2 separate regions of the Homo sapiens genome follow, and region 1 is linked to region 2. A link is an interaction called in ENCODE POLR2A ChIA-PET data of the cell type or tissue named here. Cell type or tissue: PC-9. All regions are shown on one strand. Each heading gives the region's core, and the rest is flanking DNA. Links, peaks and the distances in the headings are about the cores only. Region 1 has its middle 150 kb from the start of LINC01522. Region 2 overlaps LOC105372639 (a long non-coding RNA gene).

The links. ChIA-PET counts read pairs that join two places held together with the same protein. Peaks named below come from ENCODE experiments on the same cell type or tissue, not always from the same donor. Only the 100,000 strongest peaks of a DNase experiment are listed, where the experiment ranks them.
Region 1: POLR2A ChIA-PET joins it to region 2 with 26 read pairs; 4 of 35 experiments call an interaction of 5 or more read pairs at or near these places.

Annotation. Positions count from the first base shown.
Region 1 is chr20:48,136,081-48,144,447 of GRCh38, forward strand. No RefSeq gene overlaps it. Among named protein-coding and RNA genes, the nearest start is that of LINC01522, 150 kb to the left of the region's middle. In PC-9, for the core only: no CTCF peak of the experiment used is centred there; a DNase peak (open chromatin) is centred at 3,541; H3K27ac peaks cover 757 bases.
Region 2 is chr20:48,031,212-48,039,578 of GRCh38, forward strand. All of the region lies in intron 1 of LOC105372639 (a long non-coding RNA gene), which reads left to right. Among named protein-coding and RNA genes, the nearest start is that of LINC01522, 45 kb to the left of the region's middle. In PC-9, for the core only: no CTCF peak of the experiment used is centred there; DNase peaks (open chromatin) are centred at 3,770 and 4,950; H3K27ac peaks cover 2,593 bases.

The DNA of each region.
Region 1 (8,367 bases), core at 124-8,123, 100 kb after region 2:
AAAAGGAAAGGGTGAACCATGGTGGTTTTAAGCCAGATTAATCCTCTGTGACTGAAGACAGGCTAGCTTCTCTGAGATTTTGAGATCCCCATCTCTTTTCTTGACACAAAATTGGGGATCTCTGTGCAGAGAAGAAGCAGGAGGTGATGGCTGTTTTGTAGACCACCAAGAATGTCAATGACTACTATGACTGCTGTAATTGTCGCTAGAAGATCTTACTAACCCTATGGAAATTTCACCCCCTTATGATCAGCTCTACTGTAATAAAGTGGATGATGGTAGGACCAGGAGCAGTAGAAGACCTGGGGTATAGTCCTGGCTCTCCCCAGGCTGCAACACAGACGATGGCATTTCTAGAATGTGCTCTTGATACAGAAAGGCTGGATTCCCAGCTAAACCTTACCCTTAAGCCTGGAATCATGGCCCTAAGTGAAAACAGCTGACCTCCTTTTTCCCCCCAAATGTTGCCTTTTTTACCTGCCCCGCCCCTATCCTGTGCCCATTAAAGACTTCAGCTGGCAAAGCAACGCAAATGGCTGAGCGTCGAGGATAGAAGTGGCTGAACAGCGAGCAGAGAAGCAACTGAGCATCGGAGGTTGGAGATAGATGCAGCTAACTTCAGATACTGTGGTTTTAGAGAGGGGCCTGGCCAGAGACGGCTGGGTTCCAGGGACAGACCACCTTCCCATCCCCTTTCCAGCCTCCCTTTCCACTGAGAGCTGCTCGCTGCTCAATAAAGTCTTCTACATTCATCACCCTTCAAACAGTTCATGTGACCTGGTTCTTCCTGGTTCGTCGGACAAGAACCCGGGTGCCAAGAGGGCAAGGGCTGTCACCCTGACCCTCCACTGAGTCGGTTGGTACTTGGCCATCCCTGGACAGCAGAGCTGAAAGAGCATGGGTTGTAACACGCTTGGACTCTACTGCGGGGTCTGCACAGAGTCTGCTCCCGCCAGAGAGGAGCAGCCGGACGGTTCCAGCATGAAGAGTGGCCAGCAATAAGCTGAGTAAAACAAGCTGCTCCAGTTCCCGCCTGCGAAGGGAAGAGGTAGGGACTATCCCATCTCACTATCCCATCTTGCTCTCACTTATAAAATAGGTAGATGGTGTGTAGGCCAGAAGAGGCCCACCTTCTCAGGGGCTTGTGGAAACATAAGGTGATGTTTTTGTTGTCACAATAGCTGAAAGGCACTGCTGGCATTCCAGGGGACGGGATCAAGGACATTAAGTCTCTTGCAATGCTTTCAAATGCCAGTAGCACCTGCTGATGCTCTCTGACATTTATTTCAGCTCAGAAAGCCTCCCCCATTCCTCCTTCCTCCCCATCCCTCCTTCCTCTGTGGTCCCAGCTTACGCCAGTCATCGCCAGCCACTTGCCCAGCTAGGCTCCTGCGGCAGTCAAAACCCCATCCTCATGCCTAGGAACCTGCTGAGACTTACCAGAGGCCACCAGGACCGAGAGGAGCTGTGGGTATTCTCAGGCAGATGAAGGCAATGTCGCGCCATATCCCAGCCTGTGCCCACCCTCTCTGCTGCTGGACTCAGCTCCTGGCGCAGCAGTCACTGGGGTGTTCCCAGCATCTGCCTGGACTGTTCAAGGGCTGCAGCACCCAGTTCCGAGCTAGGGCTCATAATTCAGGTCTACAGAGGTGGAAATTCAGTCCTCTGCCTCTCCTTGCTTCTTTCTGCTTCCAGGACACTGGGCACATTCTTACTTACGAACTTTCCTCCAAGGTGTGATCATGTAGAAGTTGATCATTTATTCATGAGAGCAGATTTTTAGACATGAAATTTCAAAATCACATTTAAGACATATTGCAGATAAGGTCTGCCATTTCCTAGTGTTTGCAGAGGCGGCAGGATGATCTTCAAGTACCTAGCTGGGTGTGGAGGGAGGGCGATGCCCCAGTGCAGACCAGAACTAGGGGATTCAGCATCCACCAGCATTGGAGCACCGTGAGCCTCAGTTCCTGACCAGTGTTCTGGCTGGTCATGACTGTGCTGTGTGGATATTTGAACATTGTCCCTGCAGACATCTCCGTGTATTTCAGGGTGTACAGGTGAAACTGTGTACTAGTCCCCACCCCCAGTGCTTTCACCTGGCATTACTCAACCCTGCCTGAGATGGTGAGTGTGATCTGGGGGAGGGGGTTGCTGGGCATTTTCACCTTGTCCCACCAGGTCCACCCACCCTTCCTCCCTCCCGCTCTCTGTCCTGGGAGGCTGATACATATGTACCACAGCATGGCCCTTGTGGCCTCTGGCTTCTGGGTGTGGCTGCTGGGGGCTTTGCAGGCGGCTGCGGGAGGGCAGGGAGTTGACATCACAGACTGTGCCTGTGGGGTAAACATGGCCTGGCTATGTCCCTTGACTAGAGACCCCAGCTGCCTCCCAGGCCACGTTCTCCACTTGACTCTCCTCTCCCAGCCTATATCACCTACCCCTTCCGGGGATCCTTTGGACCCAAGCGAGCAACAGCCCCTACCTCTCCAATTCCTGGTCCCAGGCGCTTGCACTCTCCCTCCTGCTGAGCCCCTTACCACTCGCTAAGCAATCCCCATGGGCACATGCCCTCCACTTCCAGCTGGAGTCCTGGCACAAAGGGGAGTTCGATACCGACTGAGACTGAGTGTCCACCACAGAGGCAAATGGGGACCTAAAATGAAAATTCAGTTGAGTTACAGAAAAACTGAGGAGCGGTGTTTCTAACCGGCCTGGGCTTTTGGGTTGGATTCACGCCCACTGCAGCAGTGTGGACATTGTAGACGCTCTGAAGACCAGCATCCATTCCTTTACTTGGAGCACATCTAGTGGGCAACCTGACAGCGCCTTGTCATCTCCTGGGAAGCTTTAAAAATGCTGATGCCTGGGCCCCACTGCAGAGAGTGTGGGGTGCAGCCTGGATGTGGGATCAGGGGCCCCCAAGTGGTGCTAAGGAGCATCCAGGGCTGAGCCCACCAAGCCAAACGCTGGGGCTCTAGAGGCAAACACAGCCTGTCCTGTGCTTAAGGACCCCACATTCTGAGAAGGGAGGCCAAGAAGTTACTCACTGAAACATAATGTTACCAGAAAGGGGTCCCAATGCCCCAGGAGAGGGTCCGTGGACCTCATGCAAGAAAGAATTTGGGGCCAGTCCATAGAATAAAGCAAAAGCAAGTTTATTAAGAAAGTAAAGAAATAAAAGAAGGGCTACTCCATAGGCAGAGCTGTGACATGGGCTGCTGGGCTGAGTATACTCATAGTTATTTCTTGATCATCTGTTAAACAAGGCGGTGGGTTATTCATGAGTTTTCTGGGAAAGGGGTGGAGATTTCCTGGAACTGAGGGTTCCTCCCCTTTTTAGACTATATAGGGTAACTTCTGGACATTGCCATGGCATTTGTAAGCTGTCATGGTGCTGGTAGGAGTGTCTTTTAGCATGCTAATGCATTATAATTAGCGTATAATGAGCAATGAGGACAACCAGAGGTCACTTCCATCCCCATCTTGGATTTGGCAGGTTTGGGCTGGCTTCTTTACCACATCCTGTTTTATCAGTGCAATCTCTGTGACCTATGTCTTGTGCCAACCTTCTATCTTATCCTGTAACTAAGAATGCATACACTCCTAGGAATGCAGCCCAGTAGGTCTCAGCCTTATTTTACCCAGCCCCTATTCAAGATGGAGTTGCTCTGGTTCAAGTGCCTCTGACAATCATGGGGCAGGTGTCCAAGTGGAAGGGCGCTCTGGGGGCTCTGAGAGCCCTGAGAGGCGCTGGCCCTGTGACATGGAGAATGGGTTGGGCAACACTTCTTGGAAGTAACAGCGTCAAGCCCTGTAAGCCAGGTGAAAGAGGGAATGGAGAAAGGCACTTCAGTTAAAGGGGGCAGGAAAGGCAGAGTTCCCCAGGGGTGGGTGAGAACTTTCTGGAGTGTCCGTAGACTCTGCTTAAAATCCTGCTGGGTCTTCCCAGAGTACTTAGAAGAAAAAAAAATTCCCAGCCACAGACAGCCATGGCGTGGCCATTGCCCACCTCCAGACCTCCTCCCCAGCCACAGAGCTCCACCATGCACAGCTTGTGTGTGTTAAACACATCCAAGCCTCAGGGCCTTTGCACCTGCTATTCTCTCTGCCTAGAGTGCAGTCCCTTCCTGCACCCCCACCTTACTCCAGTTAATTTTCAACATTCAGACTGATCTCGGTGTCTTCCCTCACTGAGGGACATCACCCCACCACCTCACCACTAAACTCCTCCCCAATCTGTTTTTTTTAAGTTTTGAGACAAAATCTCACTCTGTCACCCAGGCTGGAGAGCAGTGGTGCAATCTTGGCTCACTGTAACCTACGCCTCCCAGGTTTAAGCAATTCTAATGCCTCAGCCTCCTGAGTAGCTGGGACTACAGGTGCACCCCATCATGGCTGGCTAATTTTCCTCCCCAATCTGAAAGTGCCTGCCCACCACCCCCACCCTGTTACCGTTGGCCACATCTCCTTGGTTATGTCCTTCAGAGCATGAATGTCTCATAATGCAAATTTACGCTTCTCAAAACAAAAGAGCATCCAGGGAGCATCTCCCTAATCCAAAGGGATGCTTTGTGAAGGTGAGTTTTGAACTGTGTGGCCTTGTCAGGGGCATTCTGAGGGCCTGAGAGGTCTTCTGCAGCACCCCCTGAGGGTCTCTGGTCATTGTGAGGCTGCTCTTTACTGGACAGCAGATCGTATGATATGACAAAGAGGAATTTTGTTTTTTTAACAATGTGCAGTGACAGGTTTATCTAGTGAGTAAAATAAAGGCCATGTTTTGCACTTGACTTTGTCATTGTTCCAATTCATGGTTGTTTGGCTGCCAGTGAAAGAAATCTAAACAATGGCTAAGACAATGAGAGTTTCACTTGTCTTACAAAAGGGAAATCTGCAGTCAGCATCCAGAGGTGGTATGTAGGCTCCATGTTGCCAAGAGGAAGATGGGTGCCTGCTCTTGTTCTACTCAGCCTCGTTATGGGCATGTTCCTCATGAGCATAGGTGGCTGCTGGTGCACATGCAGCTGACTCTGGCCCCTTCACTTGGCAACACTCACTTACGTCTCCTTGGTCACCTGCTTTGACTTCAAAGATGGCAAGGCTTTTTACAAGCATGCTACTGAAACCACCTTTGCAAAAATTGAGACAGTGAGAAAATTTTGACAGTGAAGAGATCTGACCTAACCAACCTCATTGTGCCTTTAACCTCCAAACTGCCCTTGGTCATTCCTGGGTGTGGGACGAGCTAACTTTGGGAGAAATTCAGTTTGTAGTTTAACCTTAAAACCAGGATGATAATAGCCCTTTCTCAAAACTAAATCATCAGGTTAGGATTATGAGAGGGGCCTGAATCTGCTGAGATGTAAGCATAGTTAAAGGATACCCACCTTTGTTCCAGAGGTCACAAGATTCATAACTTCCCCAATTACTCCTGCAGATAACATGACTATTGTAGAATCTAAGATTGACCTTTTGAGACGTCTTTTCAGACTTTTGCATTTCTGAAGACCGGATGACTCTGCCTGGACCCGAGACTTGTGACCCACTGGGTCCTGTGGCCCCACCCACAAGCAAACTCAACACACCAGGACCATTTCCCACACCCCTATGATTGCATCCCCAACCAATCAGCAGCACCCATTCCCTAACCCTCTTCCCACAAACTATCCTTGAAAATCCCTAAGCCCTGAATTTGCAGGGAGGCTGATGTGGGTCATAATACAACTCCAGTCTCAGCTGGCTCTGCATGAATTAAACATTCGCTATTACCATTCTCCTGTCTTGATAAATCAGCTCTATCTGGGCAGCCAGCAAGATGAGCCTGTCGGGTGGTTACACTACTTAGATTTAAATATCAACATATTCAGCTAAAAGAGTTGAAAGCAATTGCCCGAGTGTGGAAAAAAGGGGGGGAGGGCAAAGAGAGTGAGAAAATGCTTTTTTAGTAAGAAACCTTATAGAAGTATTTGCTAATCTGTTTGTACATCCCTTGGATTAAATAAATAGAAAAAAAAAAAAGATTGAAGTCATCTGTGAAGTGGCTCTGCAGCCAGTCTTGTCCCTTCCTCCTAGGGGATGGGCAGCAGCTCAGATCCAGGGCCCTCTTCTCCATCTTCCTCCCCCTCCTCCCTCCTCATACACAGTCTGACTGCAGCTTCCCAGCTGGAGCAGAAAGCAAAAGAGAAGTGATTGTACCTAATCACCTAGGTCATTTTCTCAGAAATTGCTTTCTTTTTCACCTTTTTTCATGAGGAACAAAAAGGAACAGGAGAGGCAGCCCAATTGCTGTTCCTGTGAGCTCCGGCTCTCCGCAGGGGGCTGGCCTGAAAGGGCAAATGCCTTTGGAGCAGGCTTCAATCTTCTCTCCCTCTGGAGAGAAGCCTGCCTCAATGCTACTCTACAAAATGAAATGGCCACTTGTGGGGAGGCAGGCAAGTCCGGGCAAAATGCTTTTCACATAAGCATGAGAGAGAAAGAGAGAGCGAGCAAGAGCGCGCACAGCTGCTAACCCGGGTGAGAAGCCCAGATCAACTTCCATTAACTCCTGTGGCTCCAAGTCTTTGAAAGTGTGTCCAAGCTGGACTCACATGGTGATGCCAAAAGTTGACTCTGAGGACTGGAGTTTGAGCCCAGCTTGGGTCTAACTTGCTGTGCAGTCAGGGAAAAGTCATGTAACCTCTCTGGACGTCATTTCTGCATCTGTCGAAGGAGGTGGAAGGATTTCTACTCTGAACGCTGAAAGGGGCAATAGGAAAAGAAAATGAAACCATCGTAATCCCCCCATTTGTAAATTTTGTTAGGGGATATTTGCAACATTTTCTTGGGCTTTATGTCTCAGACAAATGTTCCTTATGTTAGCTCTTAAATAAGGCTGATGTGCTATAATCGTTTCCTTCTTGTCAGTGGTGTACATGGGAGTGATAACTGTGTAACTGAGCATGGTGGCTACTGCTTGGGGAAGGAGGGACATGCACTTGGAGGCAGGTACTCCAAGGGTTTGGCAGCACACACGCAGAGGGCTTCAACCCTCTCCTCATGTCTGGAAGCTAGAAACATGGATATTCATGGTAATATTTTTCATGCCTTTTGTATGTCTACACTGGAGTCATCTACACTGGAGTCTACCAACCTCAGCACTGTTGACATTTTGGGCTGGTTGATTCTCTGTGGTGGGGCTGTCCTGGGCATTGTAGGATGTTTGTCGGCATCCCTGGCCTCTACCCACTAGATGCCAGTAGCACCCTCCCCTTCTCAATTGTGACAAGCCAAAAAGATGTGTCCAGACATTGCCAAATGTCCTCTAAGAGTAAAATTACCCCCAGTTGAGAACCACTAGTCTAGAAAAAAGAGGACCTATGGCTCGGAAATATTAGATGACTTCTCCAAAGTCACAGAGTCAGTAAATGAAAGAGATGGCTCCAGCAGGCAGGCTTTTCATTGTCAGCTAGTGCTCTTTCAAACCTCTCAGAGTGCCCTCAAGAGCAGATAGCTTTATTGTTAGGATTACAGTGGAGTTGCATCAGACGTAAATACAACGGAATACACTTGACAGAAAATAAAACGTGGGAAGATTATCTTTAGTTTTATAACAAAAAGGATAGTAAATGTATGCTAATAATGAAACATAGAATATGTAAATGTATGTAAATAATCCAGCCAGGGCATGCCCCTCTTTGGGCACCTGCCGGTGGGAGGGGGTGGTGGCAGATGGAGCTGCGATTCTGTCATTGTGTCTCCGTTGCCAAGGGCCACTCAAATATGTTCATTTAGCCATATTGAGGATGATCCTGGGGTATGAACATCTTCAGCTGTTTCTACATCTGATGTTGGCCTTGATTAGTAATTTTAGATCCCGAGCCAACATCAGGTGCTACCCTACCGTTTTTCAAAGAGATGGAGGCTGCTGATGCCATGTCTCCAGAGCAGAGCAGGGTGGCAACTGGTTGGCTGGAACCTGCGGGCCCATCATGGGTAAGAGGAAATGAAAATTCTGGAAAGGTGAATAAATTGTAAGCAAGCACCTCACGGCTTACATAACGTAATTGAAATTTCCAGAAGCAGATGGATGATGCCCTAGATCCAAAGGCACAGTAACTAGATGGTTTTATGACAAGGGCAGCTCATCAAATGTCAGGGACGTTCTGATGCAGAATTGCAGATGTCAGGGCTAGCGGGGCAGTTGGACGATGGGGACTCTAACACCTCTTCCAACTCATTGCTTTTCATTAAGTTATTAGATATGAAAAAAAATACTTCTAGTCCAGACTGTCATTTGACCTTTCAGTGGGCCCCTGACTACGTCTCTGACTACGTTTTTAAACTGATGGTCAGCAAATGCATCCCAGGTATGCGTCCTGGGAGGAAACA
Region 2 (8,367 bases), core at 129-8,128:
TGGGCTCAGCTATAAAAACAATTTGAGTGCTCACAGCTTTAAAATGACTTGGCAGCCTGTCTATAAAATGTCCTGTAGCCTGAAAGCGGGTGAGAACATGCCTGCATACATTAGTGATCCATTGATTGTTTCTGGAGCTAGGTAACCTTTGTATACGAAAATGAGAGAACAGCTGAGGCCTGATCAATCAAACCAGCCATTAAGAATCTTGCCTAGTCCATAGGCCTGCTCCATCTCAGGGTTCCCAGGGAGAAAAATAAAAAGAAAACAAGTTTTAGCCATAAATGCGGGGAATAGGAGACAGGTCTGGACAAAGGTTGGGAAGGTTGAAGATTTCATTCCACTGGCAGTTTGTGACTTTCCCTAACCCACTCCTGGGCTAAATACAGGGGAGCAAAATGCAAAATGACATTGGGGTTCTGAGACCACGGCATACCCTGTAAGATGATTGTCCTGCCATTTCCTGCAGCTGCCTATCTACAGGCAATAGAGGGTGCACATGTATGATCAGGGCAAATAAATACAGGGAAGGGGGCAGGGGAAGAGGACTCCAAATTTGTCTCTTCTCAGCAAGAGGTTCTCTGTGAGTTCTTTTGGGCCAAGAAACAAAATTCACCATCCCCAGCCTAACCACAAACTATGACTGTGCCTAATTCAATAAAAATATCAGATGGGGAGAATGGATGTCAATTACCTGGAGCTTCATATTAAACAGGGAGTGATGGATTATTAAGTAGTATTCTGTATTTAACCTCAGATATTTCAGAAATTTTGAATACAATTTTCTTTAGCAGGAAGTTCATTTTAATTCTTAAAAAAGAACATACACTTTTAGAGGATATATCCTTCGTTTAAAAGTCTAATTTGGGAAACACTCATATATAGCCAAGAGATTTGGAGGGATGTTCATTGAACATAGTTTGTTTTACAAAAATTTGGAAGATGTATTAGTTTCTTATTCTTTCTGTAACAAATCATTATAAACTTCATGTCTTAAAACAACACCCGTTTATTCTCTTACAGTTCTGGAGTCTGAAATGGGTTGACAAGGCTGCTCTTGGGGAGAATCCATTTCCTTGCCTTTTCTAGCTTCCAAGGACCACCTGCATTCCTTAGCTCATGGCCCTATCCTCCATCTTCAAAGGCAGCAATGGAGCATCTTCCAATCTCTCTCTCTCTCTCTATTTCTGTTGCCACATCACTAGTTTCTGACTCTGTCCCCTCTTCCTCCTTTTTTTTTTTTTTTTTTTTTTTTTTTTTGAGGCAGAGTCTCACTCTGTTGCTCAGGCTGGAGTGCAGTGACGCTAGCTTGGCTCACTGCAGCCTCCATCTCCCCAGTTCAAGAGATTCTTATGCCTCAGCCTCCTGAGTAGCTGGGATTACAGGTGCATGCCACCATGCCCAGCTAATTTTTGTATTTTTAGTAGAGATGGGATTTTGCCATGTTGGCCAAGTTGGTCTTGAACTCCTGGCCTGAACTGATTTGCCTGCCTCGGCCTCCCCAAAGTGCTGATGTTACAGGAGTGAGACACTGTGCTCGTTCTTCCTCTAAAAAACAACAACAACGACAACAAACAAACAAAAAAATTTTATTTTAGGTTCAGGGGTACATGTGTAGGTTTTATAATATAGATAAACTTGTGTCATGGGGGTTTGTTGTACAGATTATTTCATCGTCCAGGTATTAAGCCTAGTACCCATTAGTTATTTTTTCCTGATCCTCCACCTCCTCCAACCCTCCACCCTCTGATAGATCCCAGTGTCTGCTGTTTCTATGTGTCCATGTGTTCTTATCATTTAGCTTCCACTTATAAGTGAAAACATGTTATTTGGTTTTCTGTTCCTGCATTAGTTTGCTGAGGATGATGGCCTCCAACTCCATCCATGTTCCTGCAAAGGACATGATTTTGTTCTTTTTTATGGCTGCATAGTATTCCGTGGTGTATATGTACCACATTTTCATTATCCAGTCTACCATTTATGGTTTCATGTCTTTGCTGTCGTGAATAGTGCTGCAGTGAACATACAAGTGCATGTGTCTTTATGATAGAATGATGTGTATTCCTCTGGGTACATACCCAGAACAGACGCATGCCACCACAGAATACATGTGGCCGGCCGGGCGCAGGGGCTCACACCTGGATTCCCAGCACTTTGGGAGGCCAAGTCGGGCAGATCACGAGGTCAGGAGATCGAGACCATCCTGGCTAACATGGTAAAAACCTCTATCTACTAAAAATCCAAAAAAAAAATTAGCCGGGCATGGTGGCAGGCACCTGTAGTCCCAGCTGCTTGGGAAGCTGAGGCAGGAGAATGGCGTGAACCCGGAGGCGGAGCTTGCAGTGAGCTGAGATTGCACCACTGCACTCCAGCCTGGGGGACAGAGCGACACTCCATCTCAAAAAAAAACAAAAAAACAAAAAAAGAATACATGCGGCCAAGAAGCATATGAGAAGAAGCTCAATATCACTAATCATTTGAGAGATGCAAATCAAAACCACAGTGAGATATCATCTCACACCAGTCAGATGGGCTACTATTAAAAAGTCAAAAACGACAAGTGGTTGGTGGGGTTTCAGAGAAAAAGGAACCCTTATACACTGTTAGTGAGAGTGTAAATTAGTTCGACCATTGTGAAAAGCAGTGTGGTGATTCCTCAGAGACCTTCCCCCGTCTTATAAGGATCCCTGAGATTACATTAGGCCCTTGTGGACAATCCAGGTTAATCTTTCCATCTTAATATTCTTAATTGTATCTGCAAAGTCCCTTTGGTCATGTAAGATAACATTCACAGATTCTGTGGATTAGGATGTGAACAGCTTTGGGGGCACAATTATTCAGTCCACCCCAAAATAATTTACAGCAGTCAGAACAGCCTAGCTTATGCCACAGTAATAAGCACCATGACTGGGCACGCTGGCTCACGCCTGTAATCCCAGCACTTTAGGAGGCCAAGGCAGGAGGATCACGAGGTCAAGAGATCGAGACCATCCTGGCCAACGTGATGAAACCTCGTCTCTACTAAAAATACAAAAATTAGCTGGGCGTGGTGGTGGTGCGTGCCTGTAGTCCCAGCTACTTGGGAGGCTGAGACAGGAGAATCACTTGAACCCGAGAGGTGGAGGTTGAAGTCAGCTGAGATCACACCACTGCACTCCAGCCTGGCCACAGAGCGAGACTCCATCTCATAAAAACAAACAAACAAAGAAAGAAAAAAAACAAGCACCACAAAAATACCAGGGGCTTGAACAGCTAAGGTTTTTAATTTTTTTATTTTTTTTTATTTTTTGAGACAGAGTCTCACTCTGTCACCCAGGCTGGAGTGCAGTGGCACGATCTCGGCTCACTGCAAGCTCTGCCTCCTGGGTTCACGCCATTCTCCTGCCTCAGCCTCCCGAGTAGCTGGGACTACAGGCACCCGCCACCACGCTCGACTAATTTTTTGTATTTTTAGTAGAGACGGGGTTTCACAGTGTTAGCCAGGATGGTCTCGATCCCCTGACCTCGTGATCCGCCCGCCTCGGCCTCCCAAAGTGCTGGGATTACAGGCGTGAGCCAGCGCGCCTGGCCCTGATGTTGTTTTTCACTCATGCTGCATGTGCCTCAGGTAGGTGGGGCTTCTGCTCTACGTCATGCCCACTCAGGGATCCTGTAGAGGGTGACTTTCTCTTCATGCTCCTGTGACAGCCCAGGCAGGACAAAGGGCACCTGGAAGATCAGGGACTGCCTCTTAAGCTTCTGCCTGGAAGTGACACATAGGACTTGTGCTTTCACTTCATTGCTCAATATTAAGTCCCAAGATCATGACTACCTTCAGTGCAGGGCAGAGAAGGGCAGTTGCACTGCCACCTGCCCAGAGGGCAGAGAATCGGAACTAGTTCACAAACGTCCTCATGACCACTCACAGCCTAAGTGTCCATCCTTAGGGGAAAGGTGATATGAACTAGGGTAATATGATTTGGCTCTGTGTTCCCATCCAAATCTCATGTCAAATTGTAATCCTCAATGTTGGAGGAGGGGCCTGGTGGCAGGTGACTGAATCATGGGGACAGACTTACCCCTTGCTGTTCTTGTGATTAGAGCTCTCCTGAGATCTGCTTGTTTAAAAGTGTGTAGCACCTCCTTACTCTCTGTCTTCTGCTGGCCATGTGAAGATATGCCTGCTTCCCTTCCGCCTTCTGCCATGATTGTGAGTTTCCTGAGGCCTCCCCAGAAGCAGAAGGCTGTGCAGCCCACAGAACCTTGAGCTGATCAAACCTGTTTTCTTTATAAATTACCCTGTATCAGGTATGCCTTTATAGCCGTGTGAGAACGAACTAATACATGGGGGTTAGCTCCAGACATAGACACATACAGACCACAGCAGGTATAAGGGAGGAGGTATCTGTATGCAGCAAGGCCGACAGGTCTCTAGTGCATCTGGTTGAGGGGGGAAAAGCAAGATGCTAGACCATATGTGATGTGAGAAGCCATCTATAGAAACATGTGCATACAAAAATATGGTCTTGTCTTTATAGGCACACAAATAGGTAGAACTGGGGAATCAGGTCTGGACACCAGCACACTGATATCAACACCATGGGCAGTTATGGAGTGGGGTCAGGCCCAGGAAGGAGATGATGAGGGGGGACTTTGCTCCTGTTTATAGCGTTTTGATCTTTTAAAATATTTAAATAATTAAAAAGTTCCTCTGTCTATTATATGGGGAGAATGCATTAGTTATTGTCTGCAATTGTCTTACCAAAGGTAGAATAAAATTACTGATAAGGATTCCTTAGGTGTGGGAGTGGGGAGAATGGAGGGTGAGCTGGAGAAATCACCAAAGAGAGCTGGAGGCTGAGCTGTTGGTGTCTCAGAATAACAGAGATAAAAAGATCCTGGGGCATTATGTTGCTCCATGATTCATTTGCTTGCATGTCAACAGTGGTACAACTCAGGCCTGAGAAGGAGTGACCTACTCAAGGCCCCAGGGCTAGTTGGGGAGGAAGCCGGGGAGAATGTAGAGCGCCTAACTCCCATTCCAGTGCTCCTCTTCCCACCAGTAGCCAGCCTGGACATAGGAGAGGAGCCAGGCCCAGGCTTCAGCTCAGTCCCTTACTTGCTGTGTGTCCTCAGGCAAGTCACTTCCCCTCTCTGTGCCCAGTTTTATTTTTTCATCTACAATAAGGTAGAGTTGTAAGAATTCCCTGACATCCTCCTACAAACTACATCAAACTAAATGTAGCTTGTGAGAGCTATTTTGCACGATTTTGTAAAGAATTAAAGTAATGATGTTATTATTAATGTATTAATATCTAGGTATTAATTATAATGAAATGATTATCATCCTTAATAATTCTGTTTTATTATTAATATTAGTGATAATTATTAATAACCTACATAAAAGGATAGCATAAGCTTTAAACTAGGATAAAAGTTCTAGGACAAGCTGGGAGTGGTGGCTTATGCCTGCAATCCCAGCACTTTGGGAGGTCAAGGCGAGTGCATCACCTGAGGTCAGGAGTTCAAGGCCAGCCTGGCCAACACGGCAAAACCCTGTCTCTACTAAAAATACAAAAATTAGCAGGGCATGCTGGCAGACACCTGTAACCCCAGCTACTTGGGAGGCTGAGGCAGGAGAATCGCTTGAACCTGGGAGGGGGAGGCTGCAGTGAGCCAAAATTGTGCCACTGCACTCTAGCCTGGGCAACAGAGTAAGAATCTCTCTCAAAAAAAAAAAAAAAAGTTCTAGGACAAGAACACTGACTTCTCTTGTTCAAACCATCTTGTTCATAAACCTACCTGTGGCATGACCAGACTCGGAAAGTGAGGGCATTTCCTGAAGGAGCCAACTCCTCATGCCAGGGATCTTCTGAGGTGCCTATGTCTGCAGCATTGGGAGCAGCTGAGACTCAGGGGTTCAGCAAAGGGCTAAGGTGAATTCTCCTGAACCCTGCAGGTCTCACTGAGGACAGGCTGGTGCCAGATCCTGTAACTGGGAGAGCCTTCTGCCAGCCTCTGACCATGGAGTTAAACCTGGGAGGGGCGCAGTTGTCCAAGATCCATTTTGGGGATTTAAAAATTTCTGTAATTTCATGAACTCTTCCAGGAACAAGTGACATAAATATTTTTCTCTTTCTTCCTCTCTTTTAAAAAGTGCTGCTTGTGCTTTGTCCCCACCTTCTTCCTCTCTACGCATTTGGGTTTTCAGGAAAAGCTGACCTCTCATGACCTGCAGAAAATTTCTTTTCCATTATCCCATGAATTTTGCATCATGTGACATTGTCACTGAGCAATGACCCCTAGTATAGCCTTCACGGTGCCTTTGCTTTGGCTGACACTGGCTCCTTAGACGGCCGTTCACCCCGCCCTGGGTCTGGGGTGGGATGTCAGGAAACTAGGTCTTCTTGGCACCCCCAAGCTGCCTGGGCATCAACCTTTCAGACTCCTCAGATTTAGGGCTCAAGGAATGGCCCAGACATCAGTGTCTGATGATCAAACAAGCCAACAGCGGGAGGGAAAATGATCCTTTCATAGAAGCAAACCTGTCAGTGGGATGGGGCCGGCCCCTGAGCTCAGGACGCTGGGGCTTTTGCTGTGTGCCGTGGGCAAGAGGCTCCCTCTGCATGCCTGGTTCCCTCCTCCGGAAAGTAGGAGAGCGGCAGTACCCACCCCATGGGGTGGACGAGTGGCTTCCCTGGAGCACGCGAGTATCCAGCCAGCAGAGCCCTGTGTGAGAAAGTGCCCTGTGTGTGTGTGGCCTGGAAACCCCCAAGTGGTCTAGTCTCCTGTGGATTATGGACCCTCCTGCAGCCCCTAAGGCAGTCACGCTTCTTATGAATGTTGTTCCACTTTACAGACTGGGGAAAGGTCAGGGGGCGGGCCTTGTCAAGGTCACACAGCTGGAGAGCTGGCAGCTGGATTTCAACCCAAGTCCCTGACCCAATTCCACAGCCCTTGATTTTAAGCAAACACACATCCTCTCTGTGGCACCATCACTATCCAAGAAATAGCAGAGTCAGGCGGGGCTAGTTGGACGCCCTCTGATCTATTTATTTTTCAGCGTCTGCTTCATAAACCCTTGGACATCCACCTGAATTTTCCTTATTGCTGTTAACCTCATCTTCCAATTACGCAAAATGTTTCAACCAATTAGCCCCTTGTTGCAGGAGTCTCATCTTTGGCTGACATTTGGTGCTGTGTGTCTTGGTCCTGACTGACAAAGGCAGCACAGCAACTGCTCATGTCAGCCTCGTTTTCTCCAAAGGGAAAAGGGCTCCATGACTAGTCGGGCATCTGGGGGACCCAGGAGCTCCAGTAGCTGCTGAGCAGGCAAAGAAAGGCTGATTAAAACCCACACACCAAGGCCGGGCTCAGTGGCTCACGCCTGTAATTCTAGCACTTTGGGAGGCTGAAGTGTGGATTTCCTGAGCTCAGGAGTTCAAGAACAACCTGGGCAACATGGTGAAACCCCATCTCTACTAAATACAAAAAATTAGCTGGGCGTGGTGGGACCCACTTGTAGTTCCAGCTACTCGGGAAGCTGAGGCACGAGAATTGCTTGAACCCGGGAGGTGGAGGTTGCAGTGAGCCGAGATCATGCCACTGCACTCCAGTCTGGGTAACAGAGTGAAACTCCATCTCGAAACAAAACAACAACAAAAAGCACATGCCAAGGTGGAAACTATGTTTCATGGTTTCTTTAAAAAGCACAAAGATTGGGAGGTGCTAACGACACAGTCTGATAAAACTCTGTGGTTTTGGTGTTTTCTGTATATAGACACCCTGAGGTTCACATGTCGCCTTTCCCTTGGCATTTAAGGCTCCAAGGAACCCTCTGTTTTGCTTGGTTTCCCAATTAACCCCTCATTCATTCATTCATTCATTCAAGAGGTTACTGAGTGTCTGCAATGTGCCAGGCACTGTTCTTCACTCAAAGTCTAAAGCAGGGGATCCAAAACCAAGGTTCTGATGCTATGGAGCTCATGCTCCGGTCAAGGACAATCAATAAAAAGACAAAATGTGGCCGGGCACGGTGGCTCATGCCTGTAATCCCAGCACTTTGGGAGGCCGAGATGGGTGGATCATGAGGTCAGGAGATCAAGACCATCCTGCTAACATAGTGAAACCCCGTCTCTACTAAAAATACAAAAAAATTAACTGGGCATGGTGGCGGGCGCCTGTAGTCCCAGCTACTCGGGAGGCTGAGGCAGGAGAATGGCCTGAATCCGGGAGGCGGAGCTTGCAGTGAGCCGAGATCACGCCACTGCACTCCAGCCTGGGCGACTGAGCGAGACTCCGTCTCAAAAAAAAAAAAAAAAAAAAAAGACAGAATGTGTCTTGTGTGTACCAGGAGGAGGCTGATGCTGAGTGGGAAAATGAAGCCAG